Regions from separate parts of the Homo sapiens genome. Here region 2 is linked to region 1. Evidence: chromatin contacts called from ENCODE Hi-C data. All regions are on one chromosome and are shown on one strand. The core of a region is the stretch at or near the end of the contact, and the rest is flanking DNA. Distances in the headings are between cores, read along the strand shown. Region 1 overlaps PRDM16 (PR/SET domain 16). Region 2 holds the start of PANK4 (pantothenate kinase 4 (inactive)).

Evidence for each region. A loop is a pair of places that touch in the nucleus more often than their neighbours do. Pooled maps may share reads with other maps.
Region 2: a pooled map shows a loop between it and region 1 (5-fold over the local background). The contact joins the promoter of PANK4 here to the enhancer-like site in region 1. A Hi-C loop is called at or near these places in 6 of 50 pooled maps.

Annotation. Positions count from the first base shown.
Region 1 is chr1:3,421,344-3,428,061 of GRCh38, reverse strand. PRDM16 (PR/SET domain 16) reads right to left here. Exons shown (of 17, transcript NM_022114.4): 13 at 2,312-2,481; 14 at 1,837-2,011. Among named protein-coding and RNA genes, the nearest start is that of ARHGEF16, 30 kb to the left of the region's middle. Within about 2 kb of position 4,606, at least 10 of the 41 ENCODE cell types and tissues checked have a DNase peak (open chromatin) inside an H3K27ac peak, as active enhancers do.
Region 2 is chr1:2,522,856-2,529,427 of GRCh38, reverse strand. PANK4 (pantothenate kinase 4 (inactive)) reads left to right here and starts at 2,832. Exons shown (of 19, transcript NM_018216.4): 1 at 2,832-2,964. The coding sequence starts at 2,841. It overlaps HES5 (hes family bHLH transcription factor 5), which reads left to right. Exons shown (of 3, transcript NM_001010926.4): 3 at 1-683. RefSeq lists enhancers at 1-642, 643-1,363, 2,085-2,805, 5,325-6,112.

The DNA of each region.
Region 1 (6,718 bases), core at 3,357-5,856:
AATCCTCACTTGTTCCTCGCCTGGCCTTACTCTGGGAGCTGCAGCTTAGGGGATTGTGCCTGGGGACGGGGCTGTGGGGCGTAGGTAAGGCCTGGCCTGTGGCGCTCATGGGTCTGACACGCAGCTGCAGGGAACACGAACAGCTCCCATGCGGCTGTCTCAGCGTGGCCAGGGCAGAGTTCCTTTCAGGCCATCGTTCCTGGAGCCCACTGGGGAATGCCGGGACAGCCTGGGGGCTGCAGAGTAGGTGGGGTTGCACTGGGGTGGAGGTGAGGCTTTTGGGACCACGGCCCAGAGCCAGCTTCTCCCCCCGCCCCTTCCTCTGAGCCCGCTCTGGGCTCTGATGGATGAAGATGCTGAGGGCCCTACAGGTGAGCTCACCTTCCTAGGAGGGGCACAGATTTGGAACGTGGCTTTGCCAGAGCCAGTGTCCAACTGCCTCCTGTGTTTATTGCTTGGATGCCTCTTTCCCAGGTACCCCCACTCTCCTAGAAGCAATGACAGGAAGACGCAGCCCTGCCCTGGAGGAGGGGATGGGCTCTGAGGGAGCTGGGGTCTCAGGGGGCTTCTTCTTCACCTACTGGAGGTGGTGGGGAGTGAGCTGGGCCCTGTGGGTACAGAGCCTTAGACCGCCCATGGCCAGTGCGGTAAAAGCTTGGGATCTGGCTCTAGGTTCTGGGCCTGAGCAAGACACCCCACTTCTGTGGGCCCCGTTTTCCCTTCTGTAGAATCAGGGGATCACCCCCTCAGGCCTCTTGGAGTTTGGAACACCTTCGGTTCTCTGCCAGCTGGCTGGTGTTAGCTTTCACAAAGGAAGCAGCCCCGCTGGGGTGTCTGAAGGCTCCCCCAGAGTAAGTGAGGCCTACGGAGCCCTGGTATCCCAGGTTGCACAGAGCATGCGCCGACATTCCTGGATCCGAATTCCACCATCGTTCTGCTGCTGTGTGTCTAGACGCACGTGCGCCCATGCGTGTACATGTGTCTCTAGGTGTACGCACACGGCTGTCCGTCACGCATGTGTATGTGCACACACTGTCCATGTGCATGTACTTGCATGTGTGCATATGCGTGTGTGTAGATCTAGGCAGGCATGTTTATGCACGCACATGTTATGTACACGTGTGTGCATGAGTGCACGTGCATGCCCGTATTTGGGGACCTGCACGCAAAGGGCAGAGCACACAGTTCCTGGACTGCCCATGCCCAGACCACAGCCCTGTCCCCAGGCACGTCCTGCCCTGTCCCCAGGCACGATCCCCTAAACTGCAGCTCCCAGAGCAAGGCCAGGTGAGGAACAAGTGAGGATTCATCAATGGCATATGTATACACATGTATACAAACGTGCATCTCTGTGTGCATATGTGCATGTGAATGTGTACATGTACACGGGGCATACCTATGTGTGCATGTGTGTGCGTGCATGTGTACACATGTGTATGTGTGTACATGTGTGTATAAAGGTGCAGCATTTTGGTTTGGAAATCTTTAGTGCCTCAGATTAAATCAAAATGTCCTTGAGTGTCAGCGGCACAGCTGAACTTGTGCCCGGCTCGGTCACCTGGCTAGTGTTTTGCACACACATATGTTAACAGTGAGGTCATAAGCCCAGGGGTGCTTACTCTCATGACTCTCCAGGTGGAGGAACTGAGGCAGACAGCGCAGCTTCCCCAGGTTCCCAGAGCCCAGGGGCCTCACCCTCTGTGGTGAGGCCCCCACTGCGCCTATCTGGATGTGTTAGGGGCTGGTGCTGGGGTGGAGGTGCATGTCCTCTGAGGGTGGCCACGCAGGGCTGTTGGCCGGGTCCAGACTTTCCCCAGCCCGCGATAGTTTTCTTACCGTTTCTCTGTTCGCGTTGATGCTTGGTTCATCTCACTATTGGCAATAAAGTTTCTGATTTCCGAGAAATAAGAGTCTTCTTTCTCGTCTAAAAGTGCGTGGTTGTCCGACTCTGAGGTGGGAGAGGACGCGCTGGTCCCCAGGTGGTTCGTGAGGACCCCGGGGTGCTGGCTCACTGCGGAGGGGCGGGAGCATCAGGGGGCGGCCTCTCGCTGGACCCCTCCCTCCGTGGGGCAAACCAACCGCGAACGGGGTACACCTGGGGTGCTGTTAGGGAGGCAGGTTTCTTAGGGACACCGGAGAGCACGAGGTTCTCTTTAATGACCACGGTTTGAGGGGTGCCTGTTGGCTTCCTGAGGGGTAGTCTGTGGCCCTCTTCCCTGCCCGGCGCCCACTCCCCTGCTGTTCCCCCTCCCCCTCTGTGGGGCCTGCCCGTGTGGGTGCTCTGGGGGCTGCCCCACCCCGCGTGGCCCACCTGGTGCGTTCTCGTGCTCGTGCTTCTTGAGGTGCCGGTCCAGGTTGGTCTGCTGCCCGAAGCAGCGGTTGCACAGGTGGCACTTGAAAGGCTTCTCCTTGTTGTGGATGTTCCGGACGTGCCGCTGGAGGTTCGAAGAGATGCTGAAGGAGCGGTCGCAGTACTTACACCTGGAAGGGGCACACGCGCTCCTCAGTGCAGGCCCCGGCTCTGCATGGCAGGCCGGGCCACAGAGGGTGGGGGGAAGGGAGCCCGCGCCCCTGCCCCGTGCCCCGTGCACAGCTTTGCCCCGCCGTGTCCCGGAGGTTGCTGGATCTCCCAGCTGCAGAGCCAAAGGCATCCTGGGGAAGCTGTCCCTAGAAACAGCCCCGGCTTCAAGAAGCAGGGGTTCACGCCTATAATCACAGCACTTTGGGAGGCCAAGGCGGGTGGATCACGAGGTCAGGAGATCGAGACCATCCTGGCTGACATGGTGAAACCCCGTCTCTACTAAAAATACAAAAAAATCAGCCAGTCGTGGTGGTGGGCGCCTGTAGTCCCAGCTACTCTGGAGGCTGAGGCAGGAGAATGGCGTGAACCCGGGAGGCGGAGCTTGCAGTGAGCCAAGATCACGCCACCGCACTCCAGCCTGGGCGACAGAGCGAGACTCCATCTCAAAAAAAAAAAAAAAAAAAAGCAAGCAGGCGTTCACCCTCCTACTGTTCTGTGGCTGGCTGGTGGATCCCCCTGGAGTGTGCCCCGTGTCCCCTGGGCAGGCGGTGCGCCCGACCCTCCGGCGTCTCCTGCCCTCTGTTGTCTGGGTCTCCCTGGCCCCCAGGCCGCGGGGCCGGCAGGTCTGCAGCCGGAGGGCGACATGCTCCTTGCAGCCTCCAGAGGGCGGCCTTGCTCCATGGAAAGACACTCGGCAAGGCCAGTTTCCCAGCCGGAGGGGCTCCACAGACCAGCTCCCAGACCAGCTCCCTGTGACCTTCCTCCTCCACCCCTCGAGGTGGCTGGGGGCCCCTGGGCAGGCCCCACCTCACTTGGAGCCTCAGTTTGCCAGTCCATTCATGGAGGGCTTGGGGGCTGCCCTGGATGTTGCCACTTGTTGGCTGCCTCCTCTATTAAGGACACAAAGACCACACTGGCCCCTTTGGGCACTGCCAGCTCCCGGGCTCGGTTTATCTTTATTCCCCCAGGGTGGGCAGGGCTGCTGCCGGCCTGCACCGTGCACGTGGGGAAGTTGGGATGAGACCCCCTTCCTCCATCTGGCCTCCACGGCATCAGGCAGAGCAGGACTCTAACACCCTGAGTTTATCAGAGCAAGGCCCCTTGCGGCTGGAAAGTCGTCATAATGAGCGATCGAGGAGGGCTGCGTGTGGAGGGTTCCCCTCAGTGTGGGGCCCTTGGGCTGGGAGTGACCTTCACAGCCACACGTGGTGACCCTGCAGGCAGGGAAAGGGAGGGTTGTTCTCTCCCATTTTTAGAGAGCGGGGCTGAGAACTAGGGGGCCTGAGCGACATGTGCATTGAGCAGCAAGAAAATCATGCCTGAAACGAAGAGGGGGAGCTGGGGATGAGCTAAGGAGGAACCCCATGAGCTCTGTAGATGCACGTGCGCTGCCTCTGTGAAGACAGCCTCCTCCCTGGGGGGCATCCGGCGGGGGGCTGGGACTGGCTTACTGAGAGGCACCCGGCTGGGCTGGGCGACGGTGAAGGGAACCCTGACTGCATGGTTTTCAGTTGCACGTGGGTGCTTGGCATGTGCGTGTGTGCCATGCCTGTGTGTGCACACTTGTGTGTGCTCTTGGTCATCAGAACGCCCGCAGCGGTGCTCATCTGATCCCACAGGCACACACGCACTTGAACATTCTGTTTATATGATCATGCGTTTTCATATTTTGAAAACAAAGCAAGCTCCATGATGCCCATGGCACAGCACACAGAAAGTCTACCCACTGCAGCAGGATCCTGGCCGGGGGGGCCTGGTAGCAGCTGGAGACCAGGCCAGGGCCTCTGTGGGAGCCTCTGTGGAGGCACCAGGATGGGGCAGGGTTTGTTCACCCGGAGTGGGTGTGGCTGTTCTAAGCACAGTGGCCTTCGTTCCCACAGAGGACAGGACTCCGAGAGGCCCCACCCCGCCCCGACCGGTGCCGGTGGCCCGCTCCAGAGCAGCATACTGGTCACATGCCCTTGTCACATGGATGGGGACGTGCCTGGTGACACTCGGGAGTCCTGGCCTCCCAGACCGGGAGGGGCTGTGTGGCTCGGCCTTCTCGGCACGGTGCTGCCCTGTACAGGAGGGGCCTGGGCTGGTGTTTGCTATCACAAAAGCCTGGCGAGGGAGTCTGACCTGCCATCAACACACCCGCAGGGGCCTCCCCAAGGCAGGAAGCTTCAGTCCCACACCTTCCGGGTGCTGCTGCCGGGCCCAGGAGCTCAGCATTCCCCACGTGCAGGGGCTGCGGCCGTGAGAAACTGTCCTTGGAATCTCAGAGCCTGCGAGTCTCCCCCAACTCCCCAGGCTGCCTGGTAAAACCTAGCAAGTCTGAAAATGGGTCCCCTAGAGAACGGGAGGCAGTCCTGGGAGAAGGGCACTCCTCTCCCACGCCTGGCCGAGGCATATCCCCATCCCACTTCGTCCCAGCAAACTTCCCTGGTGCTGCCCTAAGGCTTCATCCACTCAATTCCTGAACCTTCCAACCTTTGCCGGAGGCCAGGCTCACTCTGGCCTCTTCAACAGTAGACAGGAAAAGAAGCATTGGTGATCGAAGTCCCTGAGCTCCCCGAAGTGACCCTCAGCCTTCTCTGCTCCTGATCCCAGGGGCCTGGCCTGTGGGCTTCTTCTCTGGGAGCCCCTGCTCCTGCCCGGGTCAGCTGAGCTGCCTCCGGGCACCCGGGTCCCAGCGTCTCCTCCCACAGCCCAGTGACAGGCAGCGCCCTGGCTTGGACTGGCCATCCACAAAGCCTGCCCTGGGCGGCGCTGCAGTTTTGTTTGACTCGGCCTGTGAACTCACACAAGAATAAGGCCGAGGATGGAGCCCTTTCGGCAGCAGGGTTGGAGATGCTTGGGTGCCCCCCTACCCGACGTGTCCCACACAATCTCCCAGAAAGGAGGGATTTTACACCCTCCAATGCATTTTCTCACATCCCCCACCCTGACACATCCTTAGACTGGAATGGTGGTGCCTGGCCCTGGGACCGCCATGCTTTTGAGGCTGACTGACTGCTGAGAAAGGACACACTGGACTCTGCGTCTCCAGCCCGGATGCAAAGCACCTGCCAGTCTGAGCATTCAGGCTCTGCCCAGCCAGAGGCTTCCCACCCAGCTGGGGCCATGTGCCCCTCTGGCATGTTGAGGCAGCCCAATCTGTCTGCCTGCCTGACTGTCTGTCTGCCTGCCAGTCTGCCTGCTTGCCAGTCTGTCTATCTGCCTTCCTGCCTGTCCATCTGCTTGTCTGTCTGCCTGTCTGTCTGCCTGCCTGTCTGTCCATCTGTCTGTCCACCTGCCTGTCTGTCTGCCTTCTTGCCTGTCTGCCCTGCCTGTCTGTCTGCCTGTCTGTCCATCTGTCTGTCTGCCTACCTATCTATCTATCTGCCTTCCTGCCTGTCTGCCCTGCCTGTCTGTCTGCCTGTCTGCCTGCCTGTCTGTCCATCTGTCTGTCCACCTGCCTATCTTCCTTCCTGCTTGTCTGCCCTGCCTGTCTGTCTGCCTGTCTGTCCATCCATCTGTCCATCTACCTGTCTGTCTGCCTTCCTGCCTGTTTGCCTGTCTGTCTGTCTGCCTGTCTGTCCGCCTGCCTGTCTGTCTTCCTGTCTGTCCGCCTGCCTGTCTGTCTGCCTGCCTGTCTGTCTTCCTGTCTGTTTGCCTGCCTATCTTCCTGTCTGTCCGCCTGCCTGTGTGTCTGCCTGTCTGTCTGCATGTGTGCTCAAACACGGCTCATTCAGTTCCTGGTTTCTTTGGAAATGCAGAGACTTTTGCAGAAAGTCCACCTAATGGCTCTTGCATAAACCCTAGCAATTGTGGATCCGAGGTAAGAAATGGGATTGGAAAAGAAGCTTGTTCATAAAACTGGAGAGCAAGTCCCTTGTGTGAAGCTCTGGGGCCGGGGAGAGCCACGAACAGGGCTGTGCGTTCAATTTGGTTGCAGAGAGCCCTGAACGTGGCCCTCTCTTGCTTCTAATCTAAATAAATGGCCCAGACAGAGAAGTCCATTTGAAATTTAGGGGAGCCGTGAGCCCAGGGCTGCGAGGGAGCAGAGTTCTCCGAGCAGCTGGGGTCTGCGTTGTAAATAAGCTGACAAGCGGCCAGTGAAATTGATGGTCTCACTGCGTAAAATAACACGCCCGTGAGCTCCAAAAGGAAGGAGAACGTGCAGGGTAGCCTGGCCCTGGTGCAATGCGGAGGGCCTTGAGAGGACCTTGCTGT
Region 2 (6,572 bases), core at 1,583-4,082, 900 kb after region 1:
CGAGCCTGCTCCTCTCGCCTGTAGGGAAGCGCCTTCCCGCCGTCGTCCGCCCCGGGCTTGGACGCGCCCTTCTCCGGAAGGCTCTGGCCCCAAGCTGGCCGGCCCGCAGGAGCCCCATTCTCAGAGAATGTGTGTGCAGAGTCCCTGCCGTTTTAGGACAATCAGGGCCCATCTTCTGCCAAGTGTCTGACCCCATGGGGTTGTTCTGTGTTTGCATTTAAGCAAGTGACTTCTGGGAAGTCCCCGGCCGCCCGGGGTTCTATGATATTTGTAGTGCCGGGGCTCGCACACTGCTGCCCCCAGCCTGTAGAGGACTTTCTTCAGGGCCCGTAGCTGCTGGGCGTACCCCTGGCAGGCGGGCTGTGCCGCGGGCACATTTGCCTTTTGTGAAGGCCGAACTCGAGCTGTATCCTCATAGGAAACAGTGATCACCCCGGACGGGCGTCCAGGACCCTGAGGGCCATGGCCAAAAGGCTCCTGAGTGTGCCTGGTGGTCTGGCTGGGGCTCACGGTGGGCTGTCTGGGGAGGGTGGGTGCCTCCACTATGATCCTTAAAGGATTCCTCTGTGTGGGTGGATGCGTGTGGGCACGACTTTGTACTCAGAAATTGAACTCTCAGTCACGTGGAAGCCACGGGACTGCTCCGAAGCCGCCATAATAAAATCTGATTGTTCAGCCCCCAACACAGTGTCGTCTGCTGTGCCTCACGCCTGTCCTTGGCAGCCATGGAGCGGGTCTGCAGGGGTGAAGGGGAATGGGCAGGGCCATGGTAGCAGTTAAGCAGGGAGGGACCCCTGCCAGTGGCCCCCTGGACCCCGGAAGAAGGGTGGGGTCCTTGCTCCGGAAGAACAGGGGGAGGGAGGGATGGAGGGAAAGCAGGTGAGGGGCAGGGGCAGGGGGAGGTGGGCTGGAGGGGTGGACATGGTCGGAGCCCTGGGTCTCCCCCCGCCCAGGCCTTTCACTAGCTTCCGGAAGGTAGGGGTGGGGCAAGGTGACAGCGCAGGACCTTAGGCTGTGTCCACTGAGAGGCGACCCAGGGCCACAGCCCGCAGTAGATCTGTTGCTACAGCCAAAGGGGCTTGGCCCTGGGCCAAACAGGAGAAAACATTTGCCCCGAGTTGCTGCTGCACACTCCCACGGCCTGCAGCGCCAGTCCTGGCATGGGCTCCGGGGACACCTGCCCGCTGGCCACCGTGCCAAGGCAGGATCTGGCAGTCCTGGCAGGAGCCTGCACGGGGCCATCCCTTGCCTCAGAAAGGGCATGTATTTTTAGGCAGGCCACAGGGTGTTGGCTGAGTCTGCAAGAACTGAGGCCTGTGGCTCCCAGGGACCAGCTCCCAAGGGGCAAAATCCATCCAGCAAGGATTGGGCCGGAGTGGGCCGCATTCCCACCCCCGCTGAATGGTAGCCCCGTGTGTGGGCCTGCCCTGCCTGCTCCTTCCTGCTCAGCCCCTCTCGCTCCGCTCAGCCTTCAGCCCCTTTCTGGCTACTCCACAGGCAGTCTAGACAGGGTCCCCCCACCAGACCAACCCAGTGCCTGCCAGTGGTCCCTACCGAGCCCCGGGGTATGGTGGGCAGAGGACAGGGAAGGCCCCCATTCACCTGCATGTTTCCCGCATGTTCAGTGGGCACACAGGTGGGCGCCCCTCATGGAGGGCACCTCCTGCCAGCCTGGCCCATGGCACACCATGCTGCCAGGGGTCTGAGCTGCCAGAGGTCTAAGCCGCCTGGGGTGTGCTCCACTCTTCCACCCAGGCCTCCCTGGGGCAGGCTCCCCCTCCAGAGCCACACACCCACCCCCTTGGAAGACACAGGCAAGGATGCCTCCTCCCTGAAGGCTTGCCCTGCGCACACAGATGCATTATCCCTGGAGTTTGTGCCGCCCCACAGGCCTGTGCTCCCAGGAGCCCTGCCAGGCAGCTGGTGGCATTCTCCACGTGCAGACAGAGGCTGAGGGCCAGAGACATGCAGTAATGACCCCGGGTTACCCGGGAGGGGCTGATCTGTCTGCTTCCAACACTGGGCTTTTTCCCAAGGCGCCCAGAGCCTCTGGAGAAGACGCATCTCTTCATGCCAGCAGGGCTTCCCAGCCACTCACCCTGGAACCCTGGCCTGCCCCACCTATACCCCTGTCCTGGCTCCAGCTGCTTCCAAGGCTTGTTCCTGCAGCCTCCCAGGCACCTGTCTTGCCCACAGGCAGCCTGCCTGGCTTCCCCCGACCACAGCACTTTCCACGGATCGCCATTACAGCACACATCTTCCCTACCCGCAGGTGCATGCCAGGCTGGGGCTCCTCCCAGGTGGGGCAGGGTTCCCCACTCCTCTGGTTTGCATGGGACTTTTAACATTGAAAGTCCCACGCCCCTGGGAAGCCAGGATTGAGTCACCCTAGCAAAGAGCGCATCACATTCGCCCTGGCGTGCAGGGCCAAGCTTACAGCAGGCACTCGCTGAAGGGCAGGGCTCTCTGACAGTCTGCAGACCCACGTGCCCCCTTAGAAGCAGGTGGGCGGCCTCTGCGGCCTCCCTCAGCAGGGCTCAGAGCACTTGAGTTAAGCCTGTGGACAGCGCGGTAAAAGAACATCAGTCCAGATGTTCTGTGCTGATGCGCGATCTCTGGAGGATAACCGCCCGCCCGCCCGCAGCCCCGGGCCTCTCGGACCCCTGCCCAGCACTGGCCCTAGCTCGCCCTGTAGCGGCCGAGACCTCAGAGGCCGGGGGTGGGGGAGGGAAGGGGCGGGGCCGGCGCCTCATTAACATAATCTATGCGAGGGGGCGTTTGGCAGTCAAATATATGCGCATATATCTCCATGGCTGATGAGCTGGCCGGGCACTTTCAAAATGGCGGAGTGTGGAGCGAGCGGCAGCGGGAGCAGCGGGGACAGTCTGGACAAGAGCATCACGCTGCCCCCCGACGAGATCTTCCGCAACCTGGAGAACGCCAAGCGCTTCGCCATCGACATAGGTAGCCGCAGGCCGGGCGCCGGGCGCGGGCTGCGGGGGCGGGCGGGGCGCCGGCGGTGGGCCGGCGAGCGGGGGCGGCGGGAAGGACGAAGGGCGGGGGCGCGGGCCTCGCGCACAGCCTCACGGGCCTTGTAGTCCGCGGGCCCGCGCACAGCCTCACGGGCCTTGTAGTCCGCAGGGTCGCTGATGCGCGGGCTCGGGGCGACGGCCGGACTACAGCTACCGGCAGGCGCCGCAGGGACCAGAGCGGGGCCTGCCGGGCCTGGTAGTTCGCGCGGCCGTCCTGGGTGGCTGGGGGCCGGGGTCCAGCGTTACCCGCCGCGAGGTGGGAGGGTCGGCGGAATTTTATGTCTTCGGCCACATCGGCATCTGGGCGCCCCGGCTCCGCCGCTTGGCTGGTGGCTGGCCTGAGATTTGGGGTCCTTAGTTCTGGTCGAGACGAGGACGAGCTCGGCGGGAAGCCCTTGGCAGAGTGGCCCCGAAAAGGCCGCGCGTTCCCGCGGCGTGGCCAGCTGTGGCCCGCGGGCCGGACAGTCCGTGCACAGGCCCCGCTCTCTGGAGAGTGGACGCCGGGCGTGAGTTCAGGCGGCCGTGGACGTGGGACCTGGGAACTCGTGCCTCTGGTTTAAAAGCCACCCGTGCCTTCCGTGGCCTTTAAGGCGGCCTGCACTTCTGCCCTGGCCTCTCCAGGGTCCGCTGCAGACCCTCCTGCCTGATGGCTGTGCTCTCAGTAATGACGGCGGGCCAGGCTCTGTTCTAGACCTTTTTCCCACGCTCCTGACTCCCGGACACCTCCCAGCCACCTCTAGGGGAGGAACGCGAATTACTCCCTTTTCGCAGATGAGGATACCAAGCCCCAGAAAGGTGAACTAATTTGCCCAGGGTCATCGGGCTAGAAAGTGGCAGAACCAGGATTTGAACCAGCCACTCCCTGCTCTCCTACTCTGCCCATGTTTCAGGCATGAGGGCTTCCTGGGGGCAGCTTCACCTGGAGAAACCCCCCTTGAATAGCCGCTGCGGCTTCACATACCTCTCCCTCTTAGCACTCATCTCGGTCGTAGGCTGAGTCTGCTTGTGTGTGAATCCCACAAGAGCAGCGGTGTGTCTTGTAGCCCCAGCCCCCGAAAAGGATGCCCAACCTGTCTTTGCCGCCCAGTAAATACTGGGATGAATGGGCCTGCCGCTGACTGCTTCCCACCTCCCTGGAAAAGCTGGGACTCAGAGAGACCCAGGCCATTCCCTCTGAGCTGTGTGCTCCTGGTGCATCTGACATGTTTGCTGCTGTGGTGTCCTCGGGGTTGTTGGTGTCATCATCTCTCTGAGATGTCCAGCCAGGGAAGGGTGTCCTCTAGGGAAGTGGGGGGCGATGAGAATGGAAGTAGCTATAGGTCCTGGCTCCCACCTTTCAGTGAGCTTATGGGAGGCAATGCTTCTTAGGGGGTGTGGCCTGGTGCCAGGTATGAGAACGTGTGAGTAGCATCTTTAGGGACCGCTGATAGGACTTGGGACTGACTGGTTATTGGGCTGCAGGTGCTGAGCTTGCAGCCCTAGCCTAGGGGATTGTCTACCGCAGGCCTCACCAGAGGCTCCCCAGCCATGCTTCCCAGCCTTCTGAGACCTTGAGGCCCGGTAGAGCGTGTGCTCTGCAAGGTTCTGCTGCCCTTACACTGGGGGATTCTGTTACTGGAAGCAAGTCGGGATTAAATGTTTCTGAAATGCAATTGCAGTTGACCTGCATAAGTCACTTGGGGAATGGCCAGGAGAACAGGGCTCACCGTGGATGTTCTGTGTGGCCCCGAGAGGCCAGTGAAGCCGCAGAGCTGGGGCTGTCCAGGAAGGGCTGTCGCAGCCCTAGAGGGCCCTGGAGTACCAGCCTGTTCTCCAGGCTGAGCCCAGGGGGTTTCTTGGTAGAAGGATACTCTAAGAGGTCTGTTTAGTGCTGGTATTTATTTCCCCTCTTCAAAGTTTCTCCCTGCGTCTGGGTCCTGTGTCTCTGGTTCTTAAGAGGACCTGTTGACTGATACTGAGAGACCTTTTGTTTGTTACTCCTGACCGAGCTGCTGGGAGGCCACGCTCAGGGTGGGGTGTCTTCAACCCAGGAACCCTCAAAGCCAAAGTGCTTGTCAACAGTGTTGTTTAAAAGCAGGCTTCTCCCATTTCCTCTTCCCTTGCCTGTGTCTGGATCTAGGAAAGCTCACCTGCCCTGTGTTCTGGCAAGCTGTTTTCCTCTCGATGGGACGCTGATGTCTGCTGAGCAGATTCACCTCTTTGAAAGCAGCAGGGACGTTGTATTTCTCAAAACATACTGCAGCTTCGATCTGATTTTAGGTTTCTGCGGGCTGTGGGGAGGGTTCCTCAGAGGCAGGTGAGACAGGAAGGGGCCACGGGGCGGTGGTGTCTGCTTGGCTGTCCTGCCCTCCATTGGTGCCCAAAGAGGAAACACAGGACCAGAGAGAATGGCAGAGGGGATGGGGCCTGTGGGACAGGGAGAACTAGAAGGCCATGGCTCAGATGTGAAGAGCACAGGTGACCAAACCTCTGGGAAGCCCCCTTCCCCCACCAGCTGTTGGCCTCAGGGCCGAGCGCGGGCAGCCCGGAGAGCCGCCAGGAGGCACTCCTGTCACTGCCTTGCCAGGCGCGGTTTGCTGTGATTCCGAGGGGTCCCTGAGCTCAGCCCGGAAGGGTCCCCGCCCGCAGGCGGTTCCCTCTGCTCTAACAGATCTCCCTGCTGTGCGTGCCCCTCGCGCCTCAGGTCCCGTTTTGTCCCCCCGGGTGTGGGGAGTAGGCAGACGGAACACTGGCCTTGCTGGGCCTCTCCGTGCAGGGGTCTCAGGGAGGGAGGATGCGTATCTTGCAGAAACCAACCCACCCCCACCTCTGTCCCAACCCCAGTACATCCTGTTTGGGCATGTATTTAACACAAAGAACCCAGGGCCTGAAACTGGATTTCTGTGACCTGAGAGTTTGTTTATACTGACTTTTGATGAGTCTCTTAAAATAGATCTTCATCCTCTTGCATCATCTGTCGTTTTAGAAAACGATTTATTTACTGAGGTGAGTCGGCGGCATGGTGCATGTTAGTGAGACTCTCCGGGCCCGGCCAGCACTGGGGGCAGGGGAGGGGATAAGGAGGCTTAAAGCCACAGGCTAGGGGATCAGATTGAGCCTGTGACGCGTCCACCAGACTGTACGCCAGCCGTCGGGGAGCCTGCCCTCACCACCAGGCAGGAGGTGCCCTGGGATGGCTGTTGTGGGGCCTGGACACGGTGGGTTTTGCTACATGAACAGCATTGGCTGTTTGCTTGGTGTTTCCAAATCTTTTTACTGACCTGAGTGCTTGTTCTCAGACATCCTTATAGTATTTTGTCAAAAAACAATAATTTGAAAATAACTTTAGCCTCATTACTCTCATGATGTGGGATTTTTGCCTCTTTTTGTCAGGCCCTGTAAGAAATGCACTGTGTTAAGTCACTATAGCACCATCCAGTGCCCTCCGTTAAGTCACTATAACACCACACGGTCCCCTCTGTTAAGTCACTATAGCACCATACGGTGCCCTCTGTTAAGTCACTATAGCACACACAGTGCTCTCCGTTAAGTCACTATAGC